2 separate regions of the Mus musculus genome follow, and region 1 is linked to region 2. The links are chromatin contacts, found by Hi-C or POLR2A ChIA-PET in ENCODE. All regions are on one chromosome and are shown on one strand. Each heading gives the region's core, a stretch centred on a gene start or an enhancer-like site at or near the end of the contact. The rest is flanking DNA. Distances are from core to core; before and after follow the strand shown.

Region 1 (4,674 bases), core at 994-3,493, 220 kb after region 2:
AAAAAAAGTTAAAAAAAAAAAAAGAATTGGTGAAAACAACTTTTTTTAAAAACCTAATACCAGGGACTGGGGAGATGGCTTAGTTGGTAAAGAGCTTGCTGGGCAAAGCACAAAGACCTGCGTTTCATCCCAAGGGCACATTTTACTTGAAAAGTCAGGGGTTGGGGAGGAGGGGGCTGCATGCCAGTGGCACACACAGATCTATAAAGCCAGTTCTGCGAAGGCAGATAATGGCATCTCTCCTGCTTCTTGGTCAGCTGGCCTCACCTAATTAGGCAATCTCGAAGTCCACGAGGGAGGATTTGGTGGATAAAAGCTTTTACCACCAAGCCCGAGTTTGGTCCTCAGGATACACAGGATGGTAGATGGGCAGCATCTCCCCAGCGTGGTCTTCTAATCGCCACACCCACACCGCAACTCACGTTTTCCACCCCTACATAAATATTAAACAGAAAAACAGTGGATGGTTCCTGGGAACCCGAGGTTGACATCCGGCGTCCATACATGTACACACACACACATGTACACACACACGTACACACACACAGGTCTCAATAAATGTACAAAGCCCGCTCTCAAGATCCCTGCAAGCCAGTGCTAACCTATATTCATGATACTGGCTGGCTTCCTCTGGGAGCTTGGACCAGTAAAATGTGGGTTTGAACAGCCTATTGTCAGAGGCTAGCCTGGGATATGGCCCCCACCCTTGGGTTCTTGGAAAGAAAACTCTTTTACCCTCTCATGCAGTGCCAAGGCTTAGAAACCCCCGCTTGTGGGTTTTTTTTTTTTCCTTTATCCATCCCTTCACCTAGTGCTGGGGGTCACTCTCCTTCCTGTCCCATCGGGAAGGTCTGTGGCCCAAGTTCAAAGTAGGACAAGGATGTTCGTGTGCTTGCTTCCGAGTTGTGGTGCCTGGTGGTCTCTTCGGGGTTTCTGCCATCTGGGCACAACACTCTGTATAGACTCACCTCTAATAAAAGTTAATCCCAGGTGTACGACCCACACATCCTCCAGCGTCAGCCAATCTTAGTCACTTATGGCTTCCAGCACTGCTTTTTGGGAAGTCAGGGCTGCAGGGAAACCAAAAATTGTAAAATTATAAAATTCCCTACATTACATCTCACAGTTCCTGCCCCAGTACCTGCTGCAAGCAGCCAGCTCCTTCCTCTAAAGGTCATAGATGGGTCACAACTGTGACGGCCAAGAACTGGATGAAGTATTACTATGGTCTCTCCATGAGACCTGCATGCCAGGCAGTTTTGAGTGTTTCACCATCCTTTTTTTTTTTTTTTTCTCTCCAAGTATGCTACTAGGAAGGTCTAATGTCTGTCTTTTGCAGAACACCCAAGATATGCACAGAGAGATCTGCTAGTGCGGCAGGGGCAGAAGCAGAGCCGACTAGGGGGTGGAGAAGGTGGGCGCCGCGGGAGCAGGGAGGGAGCTGCAGAAGGGGAGCGGTGGCCGCAGGCGGAGAGGGGGGCTGCAGGAGGGAGGTGGCTGCAGGAGTGAGGGGGACTACAGGAAGGGAGAGGGGGCTTCAGAGAGGAAAAGAGGGCTGCAGGGAGGGAGGGGGGTAACGAGGGGAGAGGGAAACTGCAGAAGGGGAGGGCTGCTGCAGGCGGGAGGGCTGCTGCGGGCCGGAAGAGGGGGTCTGAGGGCAGGGAGAGTGGGTTGCAAGAAAGGGCTGCAGGACCAGAGAAGGAGATTGAAGGCAGGAGAGGGCTGCGGGCAGGAGGGGAGGGGAGCTGCGGAATGGGAGAGAGAGGGCTGCAGGCAGGGAGAGGGGGCTGCGGGGACGGGGCGGGGCGGGGGCACTGCAGAAGCCGCTCGCGCCGAGGGCCTGCAGGCACCAGGACGCTCCCTCCGGAGCTCGCCGCTGCTCCTTACCTTTCAAACCTCGCTCCTTCCTTTTCACCCGAGACGCAATTGCTGTCGATCTCAGAAGCATCTAGCGGGTCATTCTGGAGGTTCCTGGCTAAAATAACTCAAATCCAGGGGGACAGATGGCTACAGGCTAGCCTGAAGCCGACGAGTTCCCAGAATTCCGCGTGGAGAAACCGTGCGTGACGCTCGGCTCCCTCAGTGGTAACGGAAGTGAGGATGCAGAGGCGCGGGTGGCCGGTCCCGAAGCTAGGGGAGGAGCACCATCCTCCCGTATTGGATTTCCCTGTTGTTTTTCATTTCCCATACTCCCTAAGAAAGTCTTGGACAGCAACGTCTTTACATTGGAGGATGTCTGCCTTAGGACGTATAGGCTTTGGCGCTGGAGAGATGACGTGGTGCGGAGAGCGCTACTAACTGCGGAGCTCAAAACCGTAGTTGCTCCAGCTCCGGAGGACCCGTCGCTCTCTCGTGGCGTCCTCGAGCACTGCATGTACAAGGTACACAGACAAAACATGCAGAGAAAACATCCATAAATAAATAAATAAATAAATAAATAAGTGAGTGAATAAATAAACTTTCCAAAATACTAAAATAAATAAATAAATAAAATAAATCATTTATTGGTGTGTTCATGCATGCGTGGGGAGCGTGCGTGCATGTTATGTGAGACCCCCGAAACTGGGGAGACCTCCGCTCAAGTCCCGGGATGAGCTGGCACCCCAATAAAACCACACCTGATGCAAAACCACAAGAGGCTTTATTGTCAGCTAGCTGAGGACCGCGCAGGGCAGGGGAGTTCGGCCCCCAGAGGTAACAGTAGGGGGGGGGTCTTTTAAAGGAAAAGTGAGGAATTGGGAGGAGTTGGGAGGAGAGTTGGCAACAGTTCTTCTCTGGCGAGGTGGGGGAGTGAGCTATAGCTCCTCTCCTGTGTCTATCTCCGTGTCCTTGGCACAGGGAGCCAAGCAAGGGCCTGGCTAGGTCTTCCTACAATTATCGCATCTCTGGTTGTAAGGCACAGAAAAAAAAAAAAAAAAAAAAAAAAAAAGCTTTTTGCTGGCTATAGAGAACAAAGAGCTTCTTTCTGGCTGTATCCCCAGAGATCGGGGAAAACGGGCTTGGGGGAACGCTCGGGGTCTCACAGTTACAGCGCAAATGAGGAAGTCATAGGACAGCGTACAGGAGTAAATCTCCTTGCAGTCACTATGTGGGTGCAGGGGACCCAACTCAGGTTGTCAGGCTGGGCAACAGGAGTGTTTACCTGCTGAGCCACCTTGCCAGCCCTTGAAAACTCATAAACCCCAGCACAAGAGCCAACTTTTTAAAAGGAGTGAAGATTCAAACATGGTTCAGCAATTTCAATAGAAATAAGAGTAGCAAACATGGACATGTTTATCTTTAGAATTTTTTTTAAAGAAATGGATATAGGCAAATTACCTTGTGGGGGGAAAATGATAACATGTGAGAACTGAACTATCGCATGTTGATGGCAAGAATACAAAGCGGACAGCTGTGTATTTTTTAAAGTTGCTCTTAGAAAAGTTAAATATATTACCATTGATCAACGTAGTAGTAATTCTAGATGTAAATGGCTGGCTGTTTCACAGCATAACCCATTCTCTTAACTCCCTCCTTCCAGTTTCCAGCCCAGGCCCCTTCAAACATTTCTCCCGGCCACTCCTCCCTCAGTTTTCCAACAGCGTAAACAGTCCTTCTCCGGCTTTCCCCATTCTAACCGCTCCAAGCTATAACATCGGCTCTGCCTGTCTACTCAGCTCAGCTTCTCCTGGCTCAGCTGTCTCAGAGTTCCTTCTGTCCCTACTGCCTTCTCCTCTACCCCGCCCCTTCGCTTCTACTAGCTCCGCCCCGGCCCCGCCCCCGGCCCCTTCTCCGCCAAAACTGGCTTTGTTCTCCTTGGTCTCCTGAAGTTTCTCAGTCCCTGCTTCTTTACAAGAAATGATGGAAGCTGTTGCCTATACAGTGAGAGCTTGCCTTTATTTCATTAGCTTGTTTCTCATCATTTTCTTTTCAATCAACTGAGCTCCGTGTTTATTTCACTGACTTTAGACTCAAGTTGGAGATAGTTACTGTGGCCCATAGCTGACTCAGAAACCACTTTTGGCATAAAAATAGATTGATTATTTTAAATATGCAATTCCTTTTTCTTGCTTTCTAATTCTTTTGGAATTTTTTTAAAGATTTACTTATTTTATGTATGTGAGTACACTGTCGCTGTAGCTGTCTTCAGACACACCAGAAGAGGGCACCGGATCCCATTACAGGTGGTTATGAGCCACCGTGTGGTTGCTGGGAATTGAACTCAGGACCTCTGGAAGAGCAGCCAGTGCTCTTAACCACTGAGCCATCTATCTCTCCAGCCCTCTTTTGGAAATTTTTCTGAGACCATATATGAATTAAATGTTGTTTCCTCCTTTAGCCTCTTCAGGAAACTCCATGCTTTGCATCCACTGCAGCTGGCAGACTGAATAAAAATTTTTCAAGTGACTGTCTTTCTCAAGGCTGGCTTAACAGTTTACTGAAGGCATATGATGTCTTAGGCACTGCTTGTGAATATAGGTACGCAATGTAGATATACAATTCAAACATGTACTATTAATTGGGAAGAAATGTATTTTAAACAATTTCAGTAAGTGGTAATTTATTAACCACAAAACCTAACTTGCACAGTAGTGCCGTGGAACACTTTCTGTAAAGGGGAGTAATGAGGATGGTCAAAATCCCACTGAGACACACAACAGAGTCTGCAGCTGAACTAGAAGACCGAGAACAGGA
Region 2 (4,488 bases), core at 19-2,518:
GAAAAAAGAAAAAGAGGTATGCTTAAACTGTGAGGCCGAGAACAGTCAGAGGCATGGAAGGGTCTAGACTGAACGGAGCCATGAGTGGAGAGTGAGTGTGGGGGGAGAGAGTGAAAGAGGAGAGGGAGTTTCGTGACCAAGAAGGTAAACACATATAGTTAGTATATCAAAAGATATGTTTTATTATGCTGAGGGTCATCACACAAAATTCAAACTCTATGTTTCCAACTATCTCCCCAGTGCTGTTCACCTGGGTGATGTATCTTAGCTGAATGTAAAAGTGTTGGAGGTCCAGAACAGAAGTCTCTGATTCGATCTTCAGGATCCTGGGCGGAGAATCTCTATCCATAGGGCAGATCAAGATGGTGCCTCTCCAAATGTGCAGAGCAAAGCATTGCTCTAGGTCTCTGCGTGTATTACTGTCCAGTGGGGTTCTAAGACTGTATCTGGTTATTATGAGGGAGTGATGTCTCTGAGTTCTGGTTATCAGGTGTAGCCTTGGGTGGAGCAGGAGTCCTAAGCTAATTATTTTTTACATGTCTAAAAGGCATTTTAATATGCTAATTATAGGGAGCAAAAAGAGGAGCCAAAGATGGAGAGATCAAAAGTGTGGGAACCAGGAGACCTCGTAGCCAATATGTATGAGTTTATGTTGAAAGGAAAAGCTGGGGAAAGGAGAGGTTCCGGTTAGGGAGTGGGATGCTGGGAGAGCTAGCCAACATTTACCCGGATATGTTAACAGGCACCTTAGCCATTTGTCCTGGGTTTCTTTGAGACCTAACACTGACAGCTATTAAATAAAAAATCAGTTTTTAAAAGATGGGTGTGATAGTTCATACCTTTAATCCCAGCATTTGAGAAGCAGAGGCAGGTGGTCATCTGTAAATTCCAGGCCAGACAGAGTTATATAGTGTGTGGGGGATTGGAGGTGGGGCGATTAGATTTATTTATTTACGGGGTTCTGGGAATCCAACTCGTATCATCATGATTGGCGGCAAAGCGCCTTTATCTGCTGAGCCATTCTGCCCGCATGATTAGAACTTTTTGAACTGTACAACATGGACATCGCTAGTCTTCCAGACTTGGCAGTGTCAAAGCCAGCTTCAATCTTGGCTTACAAGAGGACTTTCCCATTGGCCACCACCCTGAAAGGACTGGGATGGACTGCGCAGCCTCACTCGAGTTCGAGGCCTCGCCCCTTGGCGCTGAGTTCTGACAGCGGCTGCGTAAGCCGCTGAGAGTTCTGGGAATTGTAGTTCCATTGAGCTGATAACCCCCTACTTCCGGGTTTAGCCGGCAGTGCAGCCATTTGTGTGAGTGTGTGTGTGTGTTTGTATGTGTTTGTGTGTGTGCGTGCGTGCGTGTGAGTGTGTGTGTGTGTATGTGTGTGAAGGCGTCTTCTATGGCTCAGCTTTGTGGCTGGGCTCAGTCTACACGGAGCGACCTGGCGGATGCTGACTCGAAGTGGAAGCCAGACCCCCGCCACTCGAGTCATGCCGGGTGTGCTTCAGGATCGGGGCAGGAAGCGGTGAGCACAGTTTCGTTCTGACGCTGAGTCGTGAGTGGCTCAGACCCGCCCCGGTCCTCACCACGGGCTCACGGACGTCCAGGTTGGTGTTAGATGTGGGACGCTTACAGTGGTCGATGTGCGCATGCGCAGGGTCTAGGCGGGAATCTGGACGCGTTGGTGTCAGTGACTTGGGGTTCCTGTGCCTCAGAATAGGACTCAGGGTCTCGGGAGGCTGTAAAGAGTGCACAGTTGTGCGCATGCGCGGATGGTTGGTTTTGTGTGGTGGGACTGTGGGACCGAGGATGTCCAAAAGGATGGAAAACAGGGCCTAGGCAAAGGGCAGATAATTGAAAGGCCCGAGGGGACACTAAGGTGCCTTGCGTTTTAGACAAAAAAGTTTTAAAAGAGGTATTATCGCCACAGAGAGACATTGTGGCGGGGCCTCTAAGGTGACAGGGTGTGTCACCAACAGCTCCTAATAACTGACTCTGGTGGCCCTAGGTGCATATGCAGAATCAGCTCTGAGGGTAGGGAGAGACCCTGAGGGTAGGTGCAGAGGTGGGTGTGACCTGAGCAGTTTCCTCTGTGTACGTACAAAAGTACCAGGAACTCCCCTCCTCCCCTGCGTATTTAGTGGAGAGCCTTCCAATGCACAGACTCTTTTTCCCAAAGAGAGGAACCATGCCACTGTTTCTGTACTAGATCTAAGCCCACACTGTATTCGTGAGCAAGTGTTGGTGTCGGAATCACCAGCCTACGTTCTGAAGACGTGGTTCTCCTACCTGGGCAGACACTGTTCTTGCAAGCCTGGGGGTGTCCTGTTTGTTGGAGATGTATGTGGCTTCTGTTCCTAGACCAGGCATGACAGCCAAGCAGAGCAGTGGCCGCTGTTTAGCCCAGTGAGCCAGTGGGTTTATTGTTGTTCCCTACGGAAGTATGAGTGAAGGGTTTCTTACAGGAGCAGGATGAGTCAGCTATGGCACTGAAAAGCCCACGGGAGTGATGACTCAGGGAAGCTGCGTCTCTGGAGGTGCCTACAAGACTCCAAAGCAGCTCATCTGGGCAGGGTACCTCCTCCTCAGCCTTCGCTGTTGCATGTATAATCTTAAGGAAGGGTGTGTGTGTGTATCTTTAAAGTTTCAGCTTCTGAGATCTTTTAAGTTTTGTTTGCTTCCTGAGTCTTAGGAGCCTCCCTTCTCCTTCTAGGAGGGAGCATTTCGATTCGGAGGAAATGGGTTCACACTAGAGCAGCCTGGAGGTCCTGGTTCTTGAACCAGGAGACCCAGTATTGTTTTCAGTTAATCAGTCCTTTCGACAGTCAAGTACCAGATGGAGGGTGTTAGGCAAGGGCCTAACAGAGGATTCTAGGCAGAAGGCCCTGTGCATGTCAGTGTATTCAATTAGAGAATCTGGAACTGGCACCTGAAACCTGAACACCTTAGAGTTCTTAGATGTTCAAGTTGGGTAGAAACTCCAGCTTGGAGGTAAGGAACCTATGCTTTAAAAGGCTGCCTTCTGGTTGGCAACTGGCTGGGAGAAGGCAGATGCTGTAAGCATCTTTACAGAGTATGTGTTGCTAGGATCTTTGCTGTGGCCTGTTCTGCCTTGAAGCAAGAGAATGCCTGCATTTATAGGAGAGCGGGGTGGAAGACAGGTCCCTTGGCTCTAGCCTAAGTTTGAGGACACCTTGGGAGCCAAGTGTTGAGGACCTAGGACTGGTTCTGGAGCTCCGTGCTCAGACTTAGGTAATGGTGTATTTTAACTACAGCTCTGCAGACATGCAGAACTGGTGGCCTCAGGACCATTGTGGCAGCTGTGACTTGGAGCCACAAGGGGACACAGAGTCCTATAAAAATCCGCCTAGAGCTGGGGTGTAACTCAGCTGGTTAAGTGCTTGCCTAGCACAAAGCCCCAGGTTCCATTTCTGGCACTTCATAAATCCGGTCTGGTGGCACATGACTAAAAAAAGCAGTACTTGGGAGGTAGAGGCAGGAGGATGATGCGTGTGAGGCTAGCCTAGACTACATGAAACCCTGACTCAAAGGATAAGGAATCAAAACCAAAACAAGGAAGAACCCCAGATGGGCGGAGCACCCAGGTCCTGAATGCAAATCCTTCATGGGAACCTGCTTGGATGAAAGGTGTGTGCCACCGTGCCCTGCTAGAAATGCACTTTTGACACATAGTGCTGGGATCTTGGTGGATTTTGCTGTAATCAGCACCAGTTGATTCCCAAGTGTAGGGGAAGACAGGGTCTCCCTGGCATTCAGGTGCCCAGGAAGGTGTACAGCAGGAATTACGCAGGTTGAGACTCAAGCTGGAGCCTGGTGGGTGGAGGGAAGTAGGTGGGACTGTACATTAGTGCTGGGGTGAGAATCAGGGGGTGGGGTAGTGAGAGAAAGATGGGGGCAGAGGATGTGGCATAGTTGGTAGAGTGCTTGCCAGTGTGCACAGAACACTGGGTTCCAGCCTTAGCACCACATGAGCAGCAAGGGAGTATGGAGGGGTTGGTGCCTCAAGTGGGATTGGTCAGCTGCCACCCTGCTTTCCAAGTTCGTGACATCAGATGACACAAAGACAGCTGAGCTGCAAAGGTACAGGGTCTGGTCCTGGCAGAGGCTGATATGTGCTGTGGCTGCCAGAGGTCCCCAGTTCCACGTGGGCCATTGTGTCTTTAGTTCCAAAGAGCCCTCCAGACTGATAGAGGAGGAAATCAGGTTCAAGCTACAAATTCAGAGCCTGAGGGTTTGGGTAAGAATCTGAGGAAGAGTCTGGTTGGGTGGGGGAAGGAGGGGCCTGGCCTGGCCCTGGCGGTTTGGGTAGGAAGATGGAGGCTCTGCATGTTTGCTGATGAAAGAACAGTGTTCTCAATGAAATAACTATCTGGAAAGGCTGGGGCTGTGTCCTGAATTTCCTTTATTTGATCAGTGGCTATATGGTTCCTAGGCCTGGAAAGAGATTGTCTTGAAGTTGCACAC

The links. A loop is a pair of places that touch in the nucleus more often than their neighbours do. ChIA-PET counts read pairs that join two places held with the same protein, here RNA polymerase II (POLR2A).
Region 1: a loop to region 2 is called in a map of adrenal gland, with 2.4 times the contacts of the local background. The contact joins the promoter of Zfp61 here to the promoter of Zfp180 in region 2. A Hi-C loop is called at or near these places in 2 of 37 maps with a recorded cell type or tissue (T-helper 17 cell and adrenal gland). POLR2A ChIA-PET finds 5 or more read pairs at or near these places in 2 of 5 experiments (Patski and embryonic stem cell).

What each region holds. Positions count from the first base shown.
Region 1 is chr7:24,297,306-24,301,979 of GRCm38, forward strand. Zfp61 (zinc finger protein 61) reads right to left here and starts at 2,244. Exons shown (of 7, transcript NM_009561.2): 1 at 1,888-2,244; 2 at 969-1,070; 3 at 268-433. It overlaps Zfp94 (zinc finger protein 94), which reads right to left. Exons shown (of 6, transcript NM_001199321.1): 6 at 4,399-4,674.
Region 2 is chr7:24,080,629-24,085,116 of GRCm38, forward strand. It overlaps Zfp180 (zinc finger protein 180), which reads left to right and starts at 1,269. Exons shown (of 5, transcript NM_001045486.2): 1 at 1,269-1,610.